2 separate regions of the Homo sapiens genome follow, and region 2 is linked to region 1. A link is a contact called in ENCODE Hi-C or POLR2A ChIA-PET data. All regions are on one chromosome and are shown on one strand. The core of a region is the stretch at or near the end of the contact, and the rest is flanking DNA. Distances in the headings are between cores, read along the strand shown.

Region 1 (4,789 bases), core at 1,421-3,920:
TGTACATGATATGGCATGGATTTGACAGGGTACAAAGTAGTGAGAAGTCTTTTTACATAACATGCTTTTAGTCATATATATGATTTTGACTTTTTCAGTTAACATTGCGTTATCTTTTTATGTCTAAACATTTCTTATTCTTCCCCATTTTGAAGTTTTAAAATTTGAAAGCAATATATGCAAAGTATATTTATGAATTTTTATTCTTAAATAATGGATAGCAAAATACCAAATTAGTAACAGTGGTGGCATATTACAGTTAATTTTTATTATGTATGCTTTTATTTTCTAAATTTTCCACAAATAAGCAGTAATATTCAGAGAAATATGCAGAAGAGATATGCATAATCTTAGAATTAACATTTTGGCTTATTTTTATCCAATATTCATTCCTTGCATTTTGTAAAGATAATTGAGATTATATTTTATATATGATGTGGTTGCTGCTTGGTTTTCATTTAACACAAAGATCTGTTAAGCTTAGATTCTTTATAAACTTTATGTTTAATGGCTGTACAATGTTTCATCAAGTATAAACACCTTATTTTGCTCAACCATTACTTCATAGTTTCCAGTTTTTGACTGTAAAAATAATGCTGTGATGGACAACTTCAGAAATAGTCTTTGGAAGTACTGACCCTGAAAAAAATCTGTTTGGAGCTTAGAGGAGCTATATTCCCAATGGATGGGTACAGAGCAGGCACTCAGATGTTGCTTGTGCATGGAGAATGAGGTGACATGTGTGAAGGAATGTTCTGTAAATGATTTCAATAAATGATAGCACGTAAGAATAACAAATGTTTTAAGCCAATGAAGGCCTGTCAAGAGGGAGCCCAAAATGGACTGCAAAATCGAAACCTGTCATACTCTGATAGCTTGAAGGTTTTTGAGAGGGTTCTACAATTTTGGCTGTGAAAGATCTGAGGGAAAGATAGTGATTTGCAGAATTGTACAGCAGGAATGTAGAGCAGGCTGTATCTTTGTACCATGTTGAAGAATGAAGTTGCAGCGATCCTTTTCCAGTCTCTGAAGGAAGAGAACATGGCAAGAAGGACAAAAACTGAAAGGCCTGTTTGCTGTCTGACTGTGTGCTGCCCCAGGTGGCTGCTGAAACTAAATCAATTTGTGGAAGGCATGGAAGAGTTTTCTTAGTTTGATTATGTCTTTTGGAATTGAATGGGCAAATAGAATTTCTTTGAAAGATGTCTCTATTTCTGCCTGGAGGACTCTGTAATTTGGACGTTGTGAGAAGAGCCTATCTTTATTTTGAATTTGGAACCATTGACTCCCCTTTCTTTATGCTGTGAGTTATTTATATGCCAAGAAGCACAGTGGAGGCCTTTTCACCTTCTCATGACTTTAAGAAATACAGGAAAACAGCATTCTCTACAATCCATAATCCCTGAGTGTTGGCAACAAAAAAATGAAAGATATTCTAATGTAGGCGTCTGTGCAATGGTGATGGGTTATGGATGGTCAATGAGAACCTTGGCTGCCAGTCCTGGGAACTGATCTCAGCCTTCCCTGGGACCCTCTGGATGAGGGGATCCTCATTCACCTAACTGAGCAAACATCCCAAACATGCTCTGTTTGCCCATTTATTCATTCCATTCATTAATGTACTCATTGATTCCATTTGGTTCACTTCAGCTACTGATCACCTAATGTTATATGCCAGGCCGTGTGCATGGCTGTAATTATAGAGCTGTGACTAAGACCTTCCTTCCTTCCTGTTCAGTCAGGGTTCAGTAGCAGTAGTGAGAAGTTATTCTCGCTTTTCTAAACAGAAATGGATTTAATACAGTGAACTAGGTGTTTACATCATGATTGGAAGGGTGCAGGAGTAGGCTCTAGGCTGACCTTTGGCAATGATAACTAAAACAAGACTGTGAAAATGGCCCATAAGTAATTGTTTTCATTTTCCTTTTAATTCAACTCTTTTGAGCTCCCCTTGCCCTTTGCTCCCAACTTCTCTGTCCCAGATCTTAGGCTCTCTCCTTATGGGAAGAGCTGTTTCAAAGCATTTATGGATTGTAAAGTGTGAATAAGGGTGTTGTTAATAATAACTGTCACTTGCTGACTGTTTATTGTGTGCCCAGCTGTCTGCTAAGTCCTTTACCTGTGTTATTTCAATCCTCACATCTGTTGGGTAGTTAATATTATCTCTACATTGCAGAGAAGGAACCTGAAGCTAATAAAAGTTAAATGACTTGCCTAGGATAATTCAGCTAATAAGTAACATTTGAATTCAGGGAGTGTCTCTGTCCAGAGGTACTTGCAGTTTAAAAGACAAGCTGGGCCAAAGAAGATACACAAATGACCAATAAGCAAATGAAAAGATGCTCAGCATCATTAGCCATCAAGGAAATGCAAAACAAAACCGTAATGAAATACTACTTTACACACCCTAGGATGTTTATATTAAAAAGGACAGATACTTTAGAAGTGCTGGTGAGGGCGTAGAGAAGTGGGAACACTGATGCACTGCTGGTAGAAGTGTAAAATGGTGGAGCCACCTTGGAAGCCAGCTGCACGTTCTCAAAAGGTTAAACGTAAAGTTACCATATGAGTCATGAATTCCATTCCTAGGTATATACCCAAGAGAAGTGAAACCATGTCCACCTACACAAAAACTTGTACGCAATTCATAGCTACATGATTCATAATATCCTCAAAGTGAAAACCCAAAGTCCGTCAACTGATGGGTGGATAAATAAAATGTGGTGTGTCTATATAATGGAATATTATCTGGCCATAGGAAGGAATGAAGTACTGGTACATGCTACAACAAGAACGCAACAATGAACCTTGTAAACATTATGCTAAATGAAAGATGCCAGTCACAAAAGATGACCTAGTGTCTAAGCCTATTTATATGGAATGTCCAGAATAGGGAAATCCAGAGAGATAGAAAGTGGATTTATGGCTGCCTAGGGCTGGAGCTGGGGTGATCGCTAGAGAGTATGGGACTTCCATTTAGGGCAATGAAATGTTTTAAATTTGATTGGGGTGATGATCGTATAACTCTCAGTATACTAAAAGCCATTGCATTGTATACTTTATTTTTATTATATTTTGAGACAAGGTCTGGCTCTTCTGCCTAGGCCGGAGTGCACTGTGTGATTTCCACTCACTGCAACCTCCACCTCCTGGGTCAAACCATCCTCCCACCTCAGCCTCTTGAGTAGCTGAGACTATAGGCGTGCACCACCATACCCAGCTAATTTTTTTGTATTTTTTGTAGAGATGGGGTTTTGCTATGTTGTCCAGGCTGGGCTTGAACTCATGAGCTCAAGCTATCTTCCGGCCTTGGCCTCCCAAAATGCTGGGATTACAGGCGTGAGCCACCATGCCCAGCTACACTGTACACTTTAAGTGAATTGTTTGACATGTGAATTCTATCTCAATAAAGCTGTTCCTTCCCACCCCCGAAAAAAGAGAAAAGACATATTGGGAAGGATAATGCTTACCTAAATAAATGAGTTGCTAGTGGTGGAATTTAGAGGAGAAAGGATAAACCCCCATGCAGTTTTCTCAAACTTTTGGCTTATATTAGTTTGTCTTCACTATAGTAAAGTGAAAAAATGGATTTAATTTAGCACAAAATTAAATATTGAGCTCTCAGCCTATTGTCTGGCTGGTGAGCCTAGAGCTGATTTATTTTTTCTTCAGCTCTCTGCTTTCCTAGACAGCTTTTTTCCATTTTTCTCTAAGGAGTATATATTATTTTTTATAAGTAGGGAACCAAAAATGTTTCATAAAATATGTATCCCATTGGGTCATACAAAAAGAACATCATGGCTGGGTGCAGTGGCTCATGCCTGTAATCCCAGCACTTCGGGAGGTCGAGGCAGGCGGATCACCTGAGGTCAGGAGTTCGAGACCAGCCTGGCCAACATGGGGTGAAACCCTGTCTCTACTAAAAATAAAAAAATTAGCTGGCTGTGGTGGCGGGCGCCTATAATCCCAGCTACTAGGGAGGCTGAGCAGGAGAATCATTTGAACCTGGGAGGTGGAGGTTACAATGAGCTGAGATCGCGCCACTGCACTCCAGCCTGGGTGACAGTGAGACTCTGTCTCAAAAAAAAAAAAAAATAAAAAATCATGACTTCCACATGTTATGCCACTTGAGGTAGTTAGAGATTTTCTGTCCTAGAAAAAAGATTTTTTGGGGGAAAAAAGTGAGAGATCTCATGAGTGTTTGTCCATGAACTGAACTGATGTTGGAATTGAGCCATTCCTCAAAGCCTCCTCCCTTTCATCCTCTCATTTCTTTCTTGCCCTTTGAGTTTGTTCAAGGACCACCCAGTTGTTAATGATCACAATGTTGTATACAATTTTGTGTACAATTTTATTTAAAGGGAAAAGATCTGGAAGGCAGTGATGAGTGCTTATGTCAAGTTGAATAAATGCAAAAGGAAGAAATATAATGGGGTGTCTATGCTGTAGGTCATTTGTTCCATTTTATTGTCCAAGTATAATTGCTTATGCCAGAATTTCATAGTCTACTTGTAACCTAGTAAAACACCTCATGAAAGTTACAAGGCATTAACAGAATGAAAATTCACTCTAGTGTCTTCCTTTCCACCTGAGCTAAGGACAGACTGAACCATGCATATATTTTTTTAAACAAGATTTATGGATCAGTGAAGTGAAATTTATTGAGTTCCAACTGTATGTTTGAGAGCAGAATTTGCTGCCATGCAATCAGAGTAAAGCTGAGGATTTACAGCCTGTGAGAGCCTTAAATGTGTAGAGTTATTTTCCCATTACACATTAGGTTAGCAAC
Region 2 (4,789 bases), core at 643-3,142, 84 kb before region 1:
TTGCAGTGAGCTGAGATCACACCATTGCACTCCAGCCTGGGCAACAAGAGTGAAACTCTGTCTCAAAGAAAGGAAGAAAGGAAGAAAGAAGGAAGGAAAGAAGGAAAGAAGGAAGGAAGGCAGGAAGGCAGTGGAGAGTATGGAGTAAATGCCTTCTGCCATTCCTCTGCCCAGAGTTCCTGACTGTCCCTTGGCTGCTCTGGATGTGGCTCCCAGGGCAGCCCTAAGGAGAGGTTTAGATTGCATCTCTCTCCAAGCCCAGATCTTCTCAATAGGCTCAGCTTTGCATGTTCCCTCAGGTACGGTGGGAGGAACACAAAGTTAGAACCAGAATTAGGAGACCTGGGTTTGGATCCTGGCTTAGCCCCTTACAGCTGCCTGACCTGGGGCAAGACATTTGCCTTCTCTGTGAAAGGGGATCACATCAGTCCTTCCCCTGTAGGTGAGGTAGTGAGTAGGAAAGCACTTTGTTAAGGAGAGAGGGTACAGACACTGGTTATTAACAGGTGCAGTCAACTTCAGGGAGCCTGGCCTTCCACACACTGTCTGAGAAAACTTCACCCAGTGGTGGTGACCCAGGATCTGTGCCATGCCAGGTATTTTAGAGAATGAAATAGGTTTTGGCCCTAGGTTTGTCCAGAGCTCTCTGAAATATGTTATCAAATGAGTTTCCTGACAGTAGCAATGAGTAAAAGAATCCTCTGCCCTCAAGGCTAGTTGAGTGTAGGAGGCAGAAAGAGTTTGGGACAGGTGTTGAGAAGGGAGGGATCCAGGAAGCCTTCGTGGGGAAAGTGACATTTGAGTTGGGCCTAGACAGAGGCTTCATTATGCAGGAAAAGGAGCAGGCAAAGGTTACAGCAGAAGCAAAGAAGCAACTTGTTTAAAGGGGTGGGGTAAGGAGTTCCTGGGAGGCTGTTTTACATTCCCTTCATTTCTCAAATGAAGATGAGGTCCAGAGATGGGAAGTGGGTTTCCTAGCAGGGATAGGGTAAGCAAAGGTTAGAACCAATGCCCAGCACCTCACCTGGGGCTGTTTTCACCACGCCTCAAGGGTGCGTCTCTACTCGGAAGCCATTTCTCCTGGTTCTGCCTCCTGCCAGGCTGTTCTGTCTTAAGGAGGAAAAGGAGGGAGCAAAAGTTGTATTTACCAAAGGAGCTGGTTGGGCAGGTCTCCTTTCCGAGGTCAAAGTCAAGGCCAAGGTTGGCCTAGCTGGCTTCTGGGGGGCGGAGCCAGGCCTTGGCTGGCCACCAGGTCAGTGGGGGGTGTGGGGGATGGGAGGTCGGGGAGGCTTTTGGTTGGGAGGGAGTGATCACTGGTGGGGACTGAGGTTTTTCCAAGGCATTGCCCCTGTGAACAGTGGGCTGAAAAGATTACAGCCCACACATTCTTTCTCAGCAGATTAGGGCCATGGGAGATTATGGAATACACAGGAGGCTGTAGGAGGCCTGCAAATTTCCCATTTGGGGCAATTAATTTGATGGATTGTAAAACAGCTCACTGCTTCCTCTCCGCCTTCCCTGGGCTGGGTTGGGCTGGGCAGTAAGACTGGCTGGAGAATGTGGCTGGAAATGCCCTTGCCGGTGTTCTGCAGTACCTGCTTGGACCACCTTGTTAAAACCTTCTCTGGGCAGGGGCTCGGCCTGCCCCTTTCCTGCCTCCCTTCCTGGTACAAGGAAGATCATATAGTAGGTGCTACATAAAGCTATGCAGAGCTGATACTTATCTGATTGGGGCCTTTCCAGGATGTTGGTAGAGGTGGGGCTCATGGTGGAAGCTCTGGTTTATAGATGGGGAAGCTGAGCCCCAGCGGTGAAGTCACCTGCCCAAGGTTACTCAGGTTGTTGGTGACAGCTGGGACTCCAGCCAGGTTTCTCTACTCCTGGGCCAGGGCGTCTTCTCCCCACTTGTGTGCTCAAAGTGAAAGTGAAATAAATAGTGAGCAATTTTTATGGTTTCTCTCCCCTGACTTCCTCCTTGCCTCCAGCCAGTCAGTAGGGTCCCCACTTTGGTGACTGTGGGCAAGGTGTGACATGGTTCTGCTGGCATCTCCCCAGCAGCTTTGCAGCATTCCCAGGAGGGCTCTGGTGGGGCTGCACTTTTCTTATGTACTCAAAATGTGTCTGGGCTCATTCGATGCCTCCCTTCTCCATGGGGTCTTGCACCTGTGATTTGTAACAGATTCTTGTGATTAGTCCTTTCTCTGGTGCCTCCTAAAGACCCCACTGTCACCAACTCATATCTGCAGCGGTGCAGATGGTTCCGACTGGTTTTCTTGCCTCCATCCTGTTCTCCCTACAGGGGCCCAAATACCTCATCCTGATATGCTTCCTGATGAGGGCCTTCAGAGGTGTCCTGACTTGGGCTTCTCTTCCTGTGTCTGTGTCCTGTTAAAGCACACCATTCCCCTCTGGCCTGAACACACTCCACAACATCATAAGCTGTAGCACTCTCTTGCTTCTTTGTCTTTGCTTTTGTAGGAATGCCCCCTTCCATCCAGGTAATTCCTATGCATCCTTTAAGACTCAGGCATTACCTGGGAAGCCATCTGTGGCCACCCGCCATCAAGGGTTTGTGATATCCCTCCATTTGTGCTTTCATTCATTTAGTTAGCAGTGCTTTCATTCATTTGTTATGTACTGAGAAGCTTTTCTGAGCCTGACAGTGTTGTACTGAGGAGTACAGTAGTGAACAAAAGGAGGGTGCCTGTGGGCATGGAGCTTGCATGCTAGCATCCTCTCTTGCCACATATCACCTTAGTCTGTGTAATGTCTCTCTGTCTCTCCCTCATTAGCCTGTGAATTATCTTTATGTTTGATTGATTCACATATCTGTCCCCAGCACTCAGCACAGTATTAAGTAACAAGCACAGTGTTTCTTCAAGCAAGAAAACTTAAAATGTTAATGCGGAATGAACGGATGGATAAGTGGTTCCGCCTTCCCTGCCCCTCTTAGGCTGTCTAGCTGTTGTGTGTGGCTGTCCCCACCCCCACCCCAAGAGCTCTCTTGCCCCTTGCACTCTTGGCACTGCATTTGCTGCTCACGTGACTGTCCTGCTTCATGTTACACCTTTTTGTGTCTACATCTCTCTCACATTGTTGTAAATTTCTTCAAGGCAGGGTCCATTCTAGTTCAGTTTTGTGTATCTGGAATTTCTATACTTGATATTAGCCAAAAGGTTGAGAAGCAAGTGTACTTGGAATTTCTGCCTGTCCTCACATTCAGTAAAATGAACAGCAATTCACAAAGCAATGTGTAAAGAAATCAAAATGTAAGGACACAACTAGGTGCCTAGGAGTGGGTTGGTTTATTCATAAACGTGTAGTGGGCACCTGCATGCCAACCCTGGGCCAGGTGCTGGGCATTCTTAGATGAATGAGGCAGAGGCATCTGCCTCAAGGGCTTCTGAAGGCTTCCTTCCTTGAGGAAGAAGAACATGCAGACAGGGTGAGGAGGTGCCCAGCCCGCTGGCACCCAAGACACTTATGGTATAGGATATCCGGATCCTTCCTTTTGATGAAAGAAGATGCCATCACAGAGTTAAGGGGGCTGTCAGGCCTCAATTTTAATCCCACTTCTGTTGCTTGCCAGCTGTGTGACCTTGGACAAGTGAGTCAACTTTTCTGAGCTTCAGTTTCCACATCTATAGTCAGTAGCTAGTAAGAACATCTACCTTGTAGGGTCATTCATTCCTTTATTAAATGAATATTTATTGAGTGCCTACTTGGAGCCAGGCATTGTTCTAAATGCTGGGATGGGATAGTGAACAAAATCAATAAAGGTCTCTGCCCTCATGGAGCTTACGTATTAGCAGGAGAGAAAGAGAGCAAACGAAATGGTTAAAATATATAGTATCAGAGGATGGTAAGTGCTATGGAGAAAAATGAGCAGGAAAAGGAGACAGGAGGCCTGGGTGTGAGAGTGGAATGGTCAGAAGAGGCCTCTTTGTGGAGATGACATTTGGGTAGAGATCTGATCAAGCCATGTAGGGGCAGGACATGCCATGACGAGGAAACAGCAAGGAGGCCAGAGTGGATGGAGCTCAGGGAGTAGGAGTTGAGACTGGAGAGGTGCAGGCCCTTGACTTGAGCTTTCACCCTGAGTCAGCAGAGAATTCACTGGACGGCTTTGAACAATGGAAGGCTTTGAACAGAGGAGTGGCATGATCTGACTTTTGCTTTAGAATAAGGATAATTATTCTAAATATTTATTCTAAATATTCTAATTATTCTAAGTACTTATTCTAAATATTTTAATTATTTAGGATAATATTCTAAAATATACTTATTCTAAAGAAAAGTCAGATCATGCCATTCCTCTGTTAAATTATGGTTGTTGTACGTAGAATAGACTGATTAAAGATAATGTAGGTAGCATGTTTAACACAGTACCTGGTATGAAATAAGCCCTCATTAAATGGTAGTTTTGTTCTTCATGATAATATTATTTTAAAATTCTTTTTATTTTTTATTATTTTTTGAGATAGGGTCTCACTCTGTTGCCCAGGCTGCAGCCTCGACCTCCTGGGCTCAAGTGACCCTCTCACCTAAGCCTCCTGAGTAGCTGGGGCCACAGGTGTATGCCACCATGCCTGGCTAATTGTTAATTTTTTTTTGTAGAGACCGGGTCTTGCCATGTTGCCCAAGCTGGGGTAATATTATTAAAGATGGACCTGGGTGCCTTCTAGTCTTGGCCTGGGCCCTCATTCCACCTATCTTCTGCCCTTTTGGGAGCTACGGCATCCAGGGAGCCTTCTCCCTGAGGAGGACAGTGATGAGTATTGGACTTGGG

Evidence for each region. A loop is a pair of places that touch in the nucleus more often than their neighbours do. ChIA-PET counts read pairs that join two places held with the same protein, here RNA polymerase II (POLR2A). Pooled maps may share reads with other maps.
Region 2: a loop to region 1 is called in a pooled map, with 6 times the contacts of the local background. The contact joins two enhancer-like sites. A Hi-C loop is called at or near these places in 1 of 168 maps with a recorded cell type or tissue (aorta), 7 of 37 single-sample maps with no recorded cell type and 12 of 50 pooled maps. POLR2A ChIA-PET finds 5 or more read pairs at or near these places in 4 of 52 experiments (H1, activated CD4-positive, alpha-beta memory T cell, activated CD8-positive, alpha-beta memory T cell and 1 more).

The regions. Positions count from the first base shown.
Region 1 is chr11:16,900,157-16,904,945 of GRCh38, reverse strand. All of the region lies in intron 3 of PLEKHA7 (pleckstrin homology domain containing A7), which reads left to right. Among named protein-coding and RNA genes, the nearest start is that of SNORD147, 23 kb to the left of the region's middle. Within about 2 kb of position 2,670, at least 7 of the 41 ENCODE cell types and tissues checked have a DNase peak (open chromatin) inside an H3K27ac peak, as active enhancers do.
Region 2 is chr11:16,983,739-16,988,527 of GRCh38, reverse strand. The region is part of intron 3 of PLEKHA7 (pleckstrin homology domain containing A7); the gene reads left to right. Among named protein-coding and RNA genes, the nearest start is that of PLEKHA7, 28 kb to the left of the region's middle. RefSeq lists an enhancer at 1,624-2,073. Within about 2 kb of position 1,892, at least 17 of the 41 ENCODE cell types and tissues checked have a DNase peak (open chromatin) inside an H3K27ac peak, as active enhancers do.